Regions from separate parts of the Homo sapiens genome. Here region 1 is linked to region 2. A link is a contact called in ENCODE Hi-C or POLR2A ChIA-PET data. All regions are on one chromosome and are shown on one strand. The core of a region is the stretch at or near the end of the contact, and the rest is flanking DNA. Distances in the headings are between cores, read along the strand shown. Region 1 overlaps LOC124903679 (a long non-coding RNA gene). Region 2 holds the start of ZNF689 (zinc finger protein 689).

The links. A loop is a pair of places that touch in the nucleus more often than their neighbours do. ChIA-PET counts read pairs that join two places held with the same protein, here RNA polymerase II (POLR2A). Pooled maps may share reads with other maps.
Region 1: a loop to region 2 is called in a pooled map, with 5 times the contacts of the local background. The contact joins the enhancer-like site here to the promoter of ZNF689 in region 2. A Hi-C loop is called at or near these places in 4 of 50 pooled maps. POLR2A ChIA-PET finds 5 or more read pairs at or near these places in 4 of 52 experiments (MCF 10A, WTC11, activated CD4-positive, alpha-beta T cell and 1 more).

Annotation. Positions count from the first base shown.
Region 1 is chr16:30,812,449-30,815,742 of GRCh38, forward strand. The region is part of intron 1 of LOC124903679 (a long non-coding RNA gene); the gene reads left to right. Among named protein-coding and RNA genes, the nearest start is that of ZNF629, 27 kb to the left of the region's middle. RefSeq lists enhancers at 696-1,251, 1,252-1,806, 1,677-1,826 and a silencer at 1,847-2,176. Within about 2 kb of position 1,968, at least 30 of the 41 ENCODE cell types and tissues checked have a DNase peak (open chromatin) inside an H3K27ac peak, as active enhancers do.
Region 2 is chr16:30,609,136-30,612,645 of GRCh38, forward strand. ZNF689 (zinc finger protein 689) reads right to left here and starts at 1,254. Exons shown (of 3, transcript NM_138447.3): 1 at 702-1,254; 2 at 390-503. The coding sequence starts at 906. It overlaps LOC124903678 (a long non-coding RNA gene), which reads left to right and starts at 1,339. Exons shown (of 2, transcript XR_007065051.1): 1 at 1,339-1,628. RefSeq lists a silencer at 944-993 and an enhancer at 1,281-2,250.

The DNA of each region.
Region 1 (3,294 bases), core at 718-3,217, 200 kb after region 2:
TCAGTCTTCCTAGTAGCTGGGATTACAGGCACCTGCCACCACACTCAGCTAATTTTTGTATTTTAGTACAAAACTCTTGACCTCAGGTGATCTGCCCGCCTCAGCCTCCCAAAGTGCTGGGATTATAGGCATGAGCCACTGCGCCTGACAAATTTTTTGTATTTTTAGTAAAGATGGGGTTTCACCATGTTGACCAGGCTGGTTTCCAACTCCTGGCCTCAAGTGATCCACCTGCCTCGGCCTCCCAAAGTGCTGGATGGAGTTTTGCTGTGTTGCCCAAGCTGGTCTCAAACTCCTGGGCTCAAGCAATTTTCACCCCCTCAGCATCCTGAGTAGCTGGGACTGCCTCAAAAAAAAAAAAAAAAAAAAAGATTACAAAGGTCAGTTTGGAACATTAGGGTAGGGGTTAGAAGCTCTTCTGGAGGGGACAATGGGGCAGTGGTGATAGATGAAAAAGCAGAAGAGAGAGATAACTCACTTCTGTTTTATTTTTTATTGCTCTATTTTTGCTTTGTAAGTCACCACGAATGTAGGCAGGATAGAAATCCTAAGTACACCAAAGTGGGAAGTGCTACAAATTAAATTGTTTGCTTTTATTCCTGTGGATAATTTTCTTTCTCTGTTTTAACATATTTATGCCTTCTATTTCCTAACACTTTGTAAAGGAACTGATTATGAAATCAGAAAACCTGGGTTTTTCCTCCTAATGTGACTTAGCTGCTGTCAAAGTTTCCTCATCTGCAAAATGAGGGGGTTAGAGTACAATGGACATTCCATTATCCTCTCCAGCATCATCCCCTTAGTGCAGGCAGGCACTCTTTCAGGGATCTGTTGACAGTCCCTATTTTATTTTTAGGTGCCAACCCAGCCTTTCCCCTCCTTTTCTAGAATTTTTGTGTACAGAAAGTGAAGGTGGGGCTGGGCACCATAGTGAGACCCCGTCTCTCCAAAAAAAAAAGCCGGGCATTGTGGTGTGTGCCTGTGGTTCCAGCTACTTGGGAGGCTGAGGCGGGAGGATTGCTTGAGCCCAGGAGTTGGAGGCTGCAGCCAACTAGGATTGTGCCACTGCACTCCAGCCTGGGCGACAGAGTGAGACCCTGTATTAAAAAAAAAAGAAAAGAGGGCCAGGCACAGTGGCTCATGCCTGTAATCCCAGCACTTTGGGAGGCCGAGGTGGGTGGATACCTGAAGTCAGGAGTTCAAGACCAGCCTGACCAACGCGGTGAAACACCGTCTCTACTAAAAATACAAAAATTAGCTGGATGTGGTGGTGCATGCCTATAATTCCAGCTACTCAGGAGGCTGAGGCAGGAGAATCGCTTGAACCCATGAGGTGGAGGTTGCAGTGAGCTGAGATCGCACCACTGCAATCCACCCTGGGCGACAGAGCGAGACTCAGTCTCAAAAAAAAAGAAAAGAAGGTGAAGGTGGCTAAATAGCATAACATGTCAGAGATTTACGTGTCAGAGATTTAACATGTCAGAGATTTCCACATGTTATCAAGTCTGTTTCATGGCTAAGAACTGGAAGGGACCTTTGAGGACATCTAACCCTCATAGGACTTAACAATAGGATGAGGAAACAAGCTCAGAAATAGGCTATAACTTGCCCAAGGCCACTCAGAGAGGGAATGCCAGAGCCAGGGCCAGCTCTCAACTTCAGGCCAGAGAAGCCCAGGGTCTTCCATGAGAAATAGGGCCTGTCAGACTGGACAGGCTCCTTGGAGGTGGTCCAGTGAGTCCAATCCCTTTTTTTGCTGCGGCTTAGACGAGGGGCCGCTGAGGATTCTCCGAATTCGCTGGATCTGGACCCAGACTTCCGGGTCCACAGTGCAGCCTGAATGATCAACAGGGGAACGTGCGTTCGCCAGGGTCCCCGGGGGCAGAGGCACCTCTCCCTGGGCGGGGCCGGGGAGATTACGCAACACGGGTCTTAGTTGTCTGGGCCGCTGGGGTCGCCTCCACGGGCAGGAGCCACGGCCAGGACGTGCAGGCCGCCCCCTGCTGGTCCGTTTCGGAACCGGGCGGGTGGCCGCGGCGCTGCCCGGGTTGGGGGCATGGCTTTACAACGGTGAGCCAATCCCAGGCCGCACCGTGGATGGGGCGGGCGTTCACTTCTCCTCCCAGTCCTTTGGTTCTCTCCGCGGCGGAAGCTGTGCGGCGACCTAGCAACCGTCCTTGCCGACCCTCCCGCCGGTGACGTGGCTGCGACCCACCCTTCTTGCCATAGCCCTTTGGAAAGCGAAGGTCCCTTCAGGGCCAAAAGGACAGGGAGGTTTTTTCCTTCCTTCCTTCCCTCCCTCCTTCCCTCCTTCCCTTTCTTTCTTTCCTTTCTTTTTCTTTCTTTTCACAGAGTCTGACTTAATCACCCACGCTGCAGTGTAGTATGATCTGCTCACTGAAGCCTCTGCCTCCCGGGTTCAAGCGATTCTCCCAACTCAGCCTCCCAAGTAGCTGTACAGGTGTGCACCGCCACACCCAGCTAAATTTTGCATTTGTAGTAGATATGGGGTTTCATCATGCTGGCCAAGATGGTCTAAAGTGATCCGCCCGCCTCGGCCTCCCAAAGTGCTGGGATTACCGGCGGGAGCCACCGCTCCCGTCCAGGACAGGGATTTTGGTTGGTTGGTTGGATGGAGCCTTACAGTTTGGATGTGGTGAGCATGAAATGCATACGTTCAAGAAGCTGAGCCGACAAAGGGCTTACTCTAGGTGGACTGAAAATTCGATGTTTCCAATTCAAAACATCTGCTCTCCGAGGTGTGGGTGAAGGTATGGGGGGTCCAAAAATGTCCGAGTCCCACCACCTGATGTTGTTAGTTACACTTCTTTTTTTGTTTTGAGATGGAATTTTGCTCTTGTTGCCCAGGCTGGAGTGCAGTGGCGCGATTTCAACTCACCACAACCTCCGCCTCCTGGGTTCAAGCGATTCTTCTGCCTCAGCCTCCCGAGTAGCTGGGATTACAGGCATGTGCCATCACACCAGCTAATTTTTGTATTTTTAGTAGAGACGGGGTTTCTCCATGTTGGTCAGTCTGGTCTCGAACTCTTGACCTCAGGTGATCCGCCCGCCTTGGCCTCCCAAAGTGCTGGGATTACAGGTGTGAGCCACCACACCTGGCCTAATTTTTGTGTTTTTAGTAGAGATAGGTTTTCGCCATGTTGGCCAGGCTGGTCTCAAACTCACCTCAGGTGATCCGCCTGCCTCGGCCTCTCAAAGTGCTGGGATTACAAGCATGAGCCACCACGCCTGGCCCACGCTTGGCTAATTTTTGTTTGTTTGCTTGTGTTTTAG
Region 2 (3,510 bases), core at 4-2,503:
TGTTAAAAGCTCACTGATTCTGGCTGGCTGCAATGGCTCACGCCAGTAACCCCTGCATTTTGGGAGGCCAAGGCAGGAGGATCGCTTGAGGCCAGAAGTTCAAGACCGAACTGAGCAAGACAATGTTTCTACAAAAAAAAAAAAAAAAAAAAAAGACGAAGAATAAGCCCACTGATTCATTCACACAGTGGAAAACTGCAGCTTGCAGACTGACATAGGAATCTCTGTGTGGTGGACCGGCCCCACACCACCAGACACAAGAGGCTGGGAAGATGAATATACTAAATACGCGGCACCCACCCCTAGCCCAACCAAAACTCTGGACAGAGCCGTTAGAGGTAGAACGTTATAGGAGGGCTGCAGGCTCTGCGTGGTTATTTAGCACTCACTTCTCTGGACTGTTAGCCCTCTCGGGTACTCCTGCGGATCTAGAGCAGCCGGTTCCCAGTCATCGGTGTTTCGTTCCAACCAGGAGATGAGGGCTGGTTTGGGACCTGCGCACCCTGGGGAAAGAGAACAAATCAGAAGGCCAGCTCCTAGATCACGCCGAGTAGTATCTCCCCGACGGCACCTCCTGCTAAGCCCCTGCCCACCTCCCCTGACAACCTGGTCGCCTGCCAGGACCGTGGCCTCCCTGCCTACACCCTCTCCGGCTCCTGCATCCCTTCGCGCCCCGCGGCAGCGGATGGGGCCGGCCTCACCGAGCGCGCCCAGGTGACCGTAGGTCTCCCGCATCACGTCCCGGTACAGGGCCCTCTGCGCGGGCCGCAGGCAGCCCCACTCCTCCGGGGAGAAGTACACGGCCACGTCCACGAACTTCAGAGCCCTCGGCCTCCTGCCCCTTTTCCGACTGGGTCTGGCCTTTCCTGGTCCCTGCGCAGGGAGCGGAGCCGAAGGTGGCGCCATGGGACCCGAGAAGCCGGCGCCACGGCCTTCCGTGTCCAGGCCTCGGCCCTCGGGCGCTGGCGGCCCCTGGGATCGAGGAGCCCCTGCCGGACCAGGGCTGAGCGTGGCCGGGGAGGCCCGGAGGGAATCGGAATTGGTCGCCCGCGGGGCTAACGGAAACCTTTTGCTGTTATTCAGGAAACTCCTGCCCGAACTTGGGTGAAAGGCACCGGAAGATGCCTTCGGGGAAAATGGCGGCGCTGCTACCGCACCGCCTTTGCCTGGAACACAGGCAGCTTCCAGCTATCGATTTTATTGACCGGAGCGCCATGCCGGCTTCCTAACCTCTTTGCCCTCAAGTGTAATGGCGCTGCGATTGGGCTTCACGCCGTCTTTTTTCCCCTCCCCAATACGCGCGTTCATTGGACGAGAGCCGAAGATCGAGCGTTCTGATTGGGTGCTAGCAAAGGCGGTCCGTTTGAACGAAGCCAAGAGCTGCATAAGGGCAGGAAGCTGGACTGCTAGGATCAGGCGACTACAAGGAGTTGTGAAGCGACTTGCACCGACCTGGGGGCAGCAAGAGGCCCCGGGGCTGCTTTCCGCTGTTCGACTCTGGCAGGCTCAGCCAATCACTGAAGGAGGGAACGATTTGAGCGATGGAGCCACTCTGGCCGAGTTAGAGCTGAGATTATCCTGAGTTCCTTTTACTGGTGTTCTCAGAGCATCCTTGACTTTGGAGAATGGTTATCTTCTTTGTTTGCCCTTTAGGGGAGGGAATTATGGTTAGCATTTCCTGGGGGCAGGCGCCATGCCCAGCATATTACATATTTCATCTTTATTATTTTTTATTTTTATTTTATTTATTTATTTTTGAGACAGAGTCGTGCTCTGTCGCCCAGGCTGGAGTGCAGTGGCGAAATCTCGGCTCACTGCAGCTTCCACCTCCCACGTTCAAGCGATTCTCCTGCCTCAGCCTCCCGAGTAAGTGAGATTACAGGCGCGTGCCACCACTCCTGACTAATATTCATATTTATTAGCAGAGATGGGGTTTCACCATGTTAGCCAGGCTGGTCTCGAACTTCTGACCTCAAGTGATTCACCCACCTCGGCCCCACGAAGTGCTAGGATTACAGGCGTGAGCCACTATGCCCGGCCTTATTTTTATTTTTTTGAGACAGGGTCTCACTCTGTTACCCGGGCGGGATGGAATGCAGTAGTGCAATCTCAGCTCACTGCAGCCTCTAACTCCTGGGCTCAAGCAATCGTCCTGCCTCAGCCTTCAGAGTAACTGGGACTACTGGTGTGCACTACCACGCCTGGCTAATTTTTTATGTTATTTGTTGAGTCAGGGTTTCCCTGTGTTGCCCAGGCTGGTCTCGAACCCTTAGGCTAAGTGATCCTCCTGCCTCGTCCTCCCAAAGGGCTGGGATTACTGGCATAAGCCACAGCACCGGAGCCATTAGTTATTCGCTTTTTTTTTTTGAGACTGGGTCTCATTCCGTTGCCCAGGCTGGAGTGAAGGCATGCACCCACAGTGCTCTGCTAATTTTTTGTATTTTTGGTAGAGACGGTGTTTCGCCATGTTTCCCAGGCTGGTCTCGAACTCCTGAGCTCAAGCAATCCGCCCACCTCGGTCTCCCAAAGTGCTGGGATTACAGGAGTGAGCCACCACACCCAGCCCGTTATTAATTCTTTACTAGCATTTTGTGAACCAATGGTTATCATCCTGGTTCTACTAATGAAGAAACGATCTCAGAGGGATTCCATGAGTTTCCAGGGCCATACTGCTAGTAAGGAGTGGGGAATAAAGATTTAAACCTGGGGCAGACAGAGCCTTTATTCATACCACTGATAGGCATCCTTCCTTCACAGTATCCTAATTTGCTTGCTAAACCAGGAATCCACCTGAGCTCTTGTTTTCTTCTCAAGTTCAATATTCTGCATAATCTCCCTACATTATTTTCACGTGACATTTGTTCAACGTACAAAGCATAGTGCTAGGCAATTGGGAGAGCGTACATAAATAAGTCATAGGCCATGCTTTGAATGGAGCTTACAGTCTAGTAAAGCATATAAATTCACAATGAATCATAACAGAATGATACAAGCATGTATGTGAAAGGCACTGAACTGAAAATTGCTGATGGAACAAGCCAGCACCCACCCCATTAGCCTCCACATTTTTTTTTTTTTTTTTTTTTTGAGACGGAGTCTCGCTCTGTCACCCAGGCTGGAGGGCAGTGGCGCCATCTCGGCTCACTGCAAGCTCCGCCTCCCGGGCTCACGCCATTCTCCTGCCTCAGCCTCCCGGGTAGCTGGGACTACAGGCGCCCGCCACCACGCCCAGCTAATTTTTTGTATTTTTAGTAGAGACGGGGTTTCACCATGTTAGCCAGGATGGTCTTGATCTCCTGACCTCGTGATCCACCCGTCTCAGCCTCCCAAAGTGCTGGGATTACAGGCGTGAGCCACTGTGCCCAGCCCTTTTTTTTTTTTTTTTTAGACGGAGTCTTGCTCTGTTGCCCAGGCTAGAGTGCAGTGGTGCAAACTCGGCTCACTGCAACCTTGGCCTCCCGGGTTCAAGTGATTCTCCTGCCTCAGCCTCCCGAGTAGCTGAGATTACAG